2 separate regions of the Mus musculus genome follow, and region 2 is linked to region 1. A link is a contact called in ENCODE POLR2A ChIA-PET data. All regions are on one chromosome and are shown on one strand. Each heading gives the region's core, a stretch centred on a gene start or an enhancer-like site at or near the end of the contact. The rest is flanking DNA. Distances are from core to core; before and after follow the strand shown.

What was found. ChIA-PET counts read pairs that join two places held with the same protein, here RNA polymerase II (POLR2A).
Region 2: POLR2A ChIA-PET joins it to region 1 with 31 read pairs in Patski. The contact joins the promoter of Polr2i here to the promoter of Capns1 in region 1. POLR2A ChIA-PET finds 5 or more read pairs at or near these places in 4 of 5 experiments (Patski and embryonic stem cell).

What each region holds. Positions count from the first base shown.
Region 1 is chr7:30,193,766-30,196,465 of GRCm38, forward strand. Capns1 (calpain, small subunit 1) reads right to left here and starts at 1,388. Exons shown (of 11, transcript NM_009795.4): 1 at 1,241-1,388; 2 at 113-336. The coding sequence starts at 321.
Region 2 is chr7:30,230,683-30,233,382 of GRCm38, forward strand. Polr2i (polymerase (RNA) II (DNA directed) polypeptide I) reads left to right here and starts at 1,392. Exons shown (of 6, transcript NM_027259.1): 1 at 1,392-1,722; 2 at 1,800-1,854; 3 at 2,068-2,141; 4 at 2,225-2,299; 5 at 2,385-2,436; 6 at 2,603-2,700. The coding sequence starts at 1,664. The coding sequence ends at 2,665. Tbcb (tubulin folding cofactor B) reads right to left here and starts at 1,515. Exons shown (of 6, transcript NM_025548.4): 1 at 898-1,515; 2 at 444-587. The coding sequence starts at 1,011. Ovol3 (ovo like zinc finger 3) reads right to left here. Exons shown (of 4, transcript NM_001289817.1): 4 at 2,615-2,700.

The DNA of each region.
Region 1 (2,700 bases), core at 138-2,637:
TAGGGCCAGTTTTCCGGTATGGATCAGCCCAGACTAATTAAGAATTCTCAGGTCGGACTCTAAGTGAGTCTTTATTATTTGGCCCGCCCCGCCCCTTCAGGCCCCGCCTTACCTGATGGCGCTAATGACTCCGCCCAGGATGCGCATGGCAGTTCCACCGCCTCCGCCACCTCCTCCCAGTCCCATGCCTCCACCGCCACCGCCGCCGCCGCCAGCAGCTCCGCTGATCAGGCCTCCGAGCACATTCCCCAGGCCCCCGCCCAGACCCCCGCCTCCCCCACCGCCACCGCCGCCCTTCAAGAACGAATTCACCAAGAACATGATCGCAGCTGAGTCCTGTAAAGTAAAAGGGGTGGGTCGGGTAGTGGCCTTGCCAGGAGCCCAGCCCTTCCCGCAAAAAAAAAAAAAAAAAAAAAAAAAAAAGCAAGCATTTCCGGCAACTAGATTGGGGAGGAAACTAAGGCCTCGAGATGGGGACAGAGCCTCTAGCTAGGGGTCTGGACAGGTGATAGGAGATGTGAAACCTCCTAGGGTCTAGAAAGTACCCTGGCCCAGGCTTGACTGCATATATATAGGCATGAGGACAGGGGTACAGCTGGGCGTGCGTGGTAGCGCTCTACTGTAATCCCAGAAATTGGGAGGCTGAGGCTGGAGGACCAGTTCAAGGCCAGCCTCGGCTACAGCGCCTGCCTGCTTTACCCTGTCTTGAGGCAGCGGGAAAACAGGGGATTCTCGTGTAGAAACCCTAAGGTGTGTAAAACCGAACGTGTCTCAGATCCAGGCCTTCCAAAATTAAGCTCAGGGTAGGGATGACCCAGGGCTGACCAGGAAGTTCCTAATGTGGATTAAGACATTCAGATACTCTCGACAGAGGGACTACACTGTCACTACGGGATCTGTGGGCTCCGGCCAAAAATTATGGCTGTGCGCCCGGAGGATCCTGGATAACGGAGTTCTTCCCACCGCAAATGGGAACCACGATCTCGGATTGTGGTTCTAGACGCCCAAAATAATTTCCGGGTATCTCTCTGATCTTTGGGCTTATATTTTTTGGTCGTCAGATCCGGGATGGTAAGGAGTGTTCTGGAGGGGCTGACAGGCCCGATGGTTCGAATCTGAGAACACCGGTCCTAGGACCCCCCAAGGGCCAAGACTTTAGGGTCTCGCCAGATCTGAGGACTACGGATTCCGGATCTACAGGGTGCAGGGGTGCTGGACTGGAGTGTCCCGTCTCACTTACGGATCCGGCGGTCCGCGGTCTTGCTCGCCTGCTGCAGGGCCTCCGCTGTGTCCGGTTCGGGAGGGCGGGGCCGGTGACTCAGGCAGCTACTCCGGGTTAGACCCTGCCGCCACCCAGCCGTCGTCTGCGCGGTCCTAGAGCCTCCATTGCAGACTGCGCCTGCGCGGGAGGGTTATGGTTGCAAGTCTCTGCTTAGCTCATCCGTCCCCATACACACACTGCTGGAAATTCAACGCTGTCCAGATTAAATAGCTTTGAGTACGAATAAATTATTCTAACGCCCAGGTACTGGAGCCTCCAGGAACTAGATACAGGGTACCCGGTCACCGTTGCAGTATATAGTTGCAAAAAAGGACTTCAGTTGTCATTCATTCATTCATTCATTGTGCACTTTGAGACAGAGGTTTGTTAAACATCCTCTAAATGATGACCTAAAGCCCTAGCTAACCTCGAACTTGAAACAATCCTCCTGCTTCTGTTTCCCGAATGCTAGGAATCTACATCTTAAGTTTACCATCAGTTTGTGCCTCTCACCCAGGTCGCTGTTGGGCTTCTAGTCTGGCTGTCTGGCCACTCCCTAGGAACTATATAAACCTCGGTTTGAGTCTTTATTGCTCATCCCTAAAACAGTGACCTGGTGTCTCTGAGTAATGACCTCCTCATGTGTAAGGCGGGAACATAGCCAGGCGTGATGACACACACCTGTAAAACCAGCACTGGGAGGTGAGGGCAGGCAGCCATTCTCAGTACATAACAAGTTTGTGACCGGCTTGGGCTACATGAGACCCTAGAGGACACTAGGGTAAGCCCCTATCAGAATTAAGTGATAAATACATAGTAAATGGCAGCTCTTCTGTTAGTCCCTATGTCGCCATGTTGTTCCCTCAGCTGGGAGCTCACCTGGTTCCCTTAGCTCGTTTACTCTTGCTCATCCTTAAACAACATCGACAAATACCTGCCGGTCCCTAAATACTCTCCACTCACTAGGTTGTGTGTCCTCGAAGCAGGCCTGTGGGATAGGTCTGTTATTGTCCCCATTCTATGTATAAGTAAACTGAGGTTAAACAACCAGTCTGCTTTACCTGTTCAAAGAATCTCCGATAACTTAATATGATAATCAGTCAAATAAGATCTCAGCAGACAAGACCGTAATTGCACTAACGCCACCTAAGGGCTTGCTGGGACCAGGCCAGGTAATCATTGCTCAAACCTGTGTGTGTGTGTGTGTGTGTGTGTGTGTGTGTGTGTGTGTGTGTGTGTGTGAAGCAAGATTTAACCTGTCGAAACCGGAAACTCTAAAAGGCGGGAGCACAGAGGGTGGCGACCCAGGCCTAAGCCTTAGCGGATAAATCATTTGGTGATGACTAATGTGGATTCCCTCTCTGCCACACCCCTCCCTGCCACACTGAGCAGTCTGACCTCAGGCTCAACTCGCTGGCATAAGCCCTGTCCTCTGCCTA
Region 2 (2,700 bases), core at 142-2,641, 37 kb after region 1:
TGAGTAGGGAAGGTGGGGAGAGGCTGAGGGCAGAATGATGTGAGCTGATACACACAGAGGCCTTCTGTGTTCTTGCTGCTCTCAATCGGGCCAGAACTTGATGGCTCACCTCAGTTCTTTACAGTGTTATACTTTTGTCCTCTCCATGGAACATTCTCTAGATATCAGCTCAAATACCCATTCCTCAAGGAAGCCTCTTCAGATATCCCCAGGTAAAGCCTGGTACCTCTGATGAATTTCCCGTGAGCTCCCTCCCCCTAAGCCAGTTCAGACAACTCTGGTTTGTCACTGTCTACTGAATGTCTGCTTCTGACCAGGCTGAACTGGGGCTTCCATGTGGCTAGAGCCTATACTGGTTATCACACTGGGCAAAACATGGTATTTGTTGAAGAAATAAATTAGTGAATGAATGTGGGGCGGGTCCCGGGAAAGGGTGTCCTCACATGGATGCGACAGCCGTCATCCACAGGATAGGAGCCCAGCAGTGCATCCTCCTGATCCAACTTGCTGTAGAACTTGTCGTCTGCTCCATATAGCTCCAGTTCCATGCAGGAAGCAGGGCTGCCCACCACCAGCTCCAGTTTACACTGCAGTAAAGAGGCAAGATGAGGAGAAAGGCTGTCAGAGGCCTCATCTTCAGACTTTGATCAACAAACAAGTTCCAAAAAGACCCACCTTGGACCAGTTCCTTCTGGACCCGCCCCCTCGGCTCTCTGGAGTGTCTGATTTTTCCCGGGTCCTGCCCCTACTCGGTGGACTCTGTTCTCCGGGGCTCCCAGGCCTGGGAGGCTGGCTGTCAGTCTCTGCAACCTTCCCTCCAGGTTCGCCCACTAGTTTTCAGCCCCCTACTCCCTTTTCTTTGCCCCGCCCCTCCGGACCCCGCCCCCACGGCCACACCTTGAACTCTGCGATGGTGAGGCTACGACTGTATCGCTTCTCCGAACGGAAGCTGTTGAGGGAGCTGCTGATGAAAACCATCACGGTGGGCGCCGATATCCCCGTCACCTCCATCTCGCTGCGCCCCGGAGTGGCCCGCGGTGCGGTTCAGCCGTCTCACACCGGCTCCGCAGTGGCCGCCGCTGCTTCTGGGATATAGGTCCCGCCCCTTGTTCTGGAGCTGACCAATGCAAGTTCTCCACCTAACATGGCCAGCCAATCGCTGCTGTTCTTTCTCCACGGACAGGCGGATTCTCGGGTACGTCCAACCAATCCCGAGAGGCCTTCCGTGCACGGGAAGCAGGAGAGGAGGGCGGGAGGAGGCCGAAGCCGGGAAGAATGGCTGGAGTTGTCCCGGTCCGCCGAGTGTAAGTTCGGCGCATGTGCACTGGCCTTGGGCCAAGAAGAGAGCAGCGGATTCTCTCGTTCACGCTCAGCGCCTTGCGGATGACATCGCGCATCATAGTCCCAGCCCTTGTCCTAGATCCATTCCACTCGGAGTTGGGAAGCAGGTTCCGAAATCGGGAGTGAGTAGCAGAGGGTATCAAAGGATCGACGCAAGCCGTCAGCCAGACATCCATAAAAAAAAAAATAAAAAAAATAAAAAAATAAGGAACCCGCGCATGCGCGCAGCATCGCCCTAGTTTGGTGCAGCTTCGGTGTGCGACCCTTCCCGCGTTCCGTAGCGCGCCCGCGCAAGCGCAGAAGGCTCAGCAGCCCAGTCGCTATGGAACCCGACGGGACGTACGAGCCTGGCTTCGTGGGTATTCGGTTCTGCCAGGAATGGTGAGGCCCGGGCAGTAGGTGTGGGAAGGCAGTGAGGACTGGCTCCAGGGCTGACCTCTGACCTCCCCTCCCCACAGTAATAACATGCTGTACCCCAAGGAGGACAAGGAAAATCGCATTCTGCTGTACGCGGTGAGTACCGGCAACCCTCTCGCCCGCGGGTTCACGCCTTCCCTGCGCGCTCCCTGCTGGCTCCCCCACGCTTTCGCCTCTTGACTACCCCTCAGCACACCCTCTCTCCCATGTTGTCCATGCCCTCCTTGGGAACACCCTGCCTTCCTGTCCAGTCTTGTTGGAGATCTGATCTGTTTGTGACACTCCTCCCACATGCTCTCCCGTCTGCAGTGCCGGAATTGCGATTACCAGCAGGAAGCCGACAACAGCTGCATCTACGTCAACAAAATCACGCACGAAGTGGAGTGAGTGGCGGGACCTCGCTTGGGGCACGGGTCACCTCTTAGGACACCCGGCCTGACCGCTAATTACTTCCCTATGCCTGCAGCGAGCTGACCCAGATCATCGCAGACGTGTCCCAGGACCCCACGTTGCCCCGGACGGAGGACCACCCGTGCCAGAAGTGAGTACGCAGCTGGCATAGGGAAAGAGGAGTGGCTGTGCACAGAGAGGTCTTTCGCGGTTTAGTAACTGAACCATTCCCTCAGGTGTGGCCACAAGGAGGCAGTGTTCTTTCAGTCACACAGTGCCCGAGCTGAGGTGAGTGGCGGCTGGGTGCTTGGGGGGGTAGGGGTGGGGGGGACACGCCAGTTTTGGGTTGATCCTGTTTACTCAAATCAAGATTGGGAAAGTTTCTTTGATCGTTTCTTTTGGTCCTCACACTATCCTCTGGGTCCAGACCCTGACTGAACGTTCTTATTGCTAGGACGCCATGCGCCTGTACTATGTTTGCACTGCCCCACACTGCGGCCACCGCTGGACTGAGTGATCGTTCCTTCTTCCACCTGTAATAAATGCCAGTTT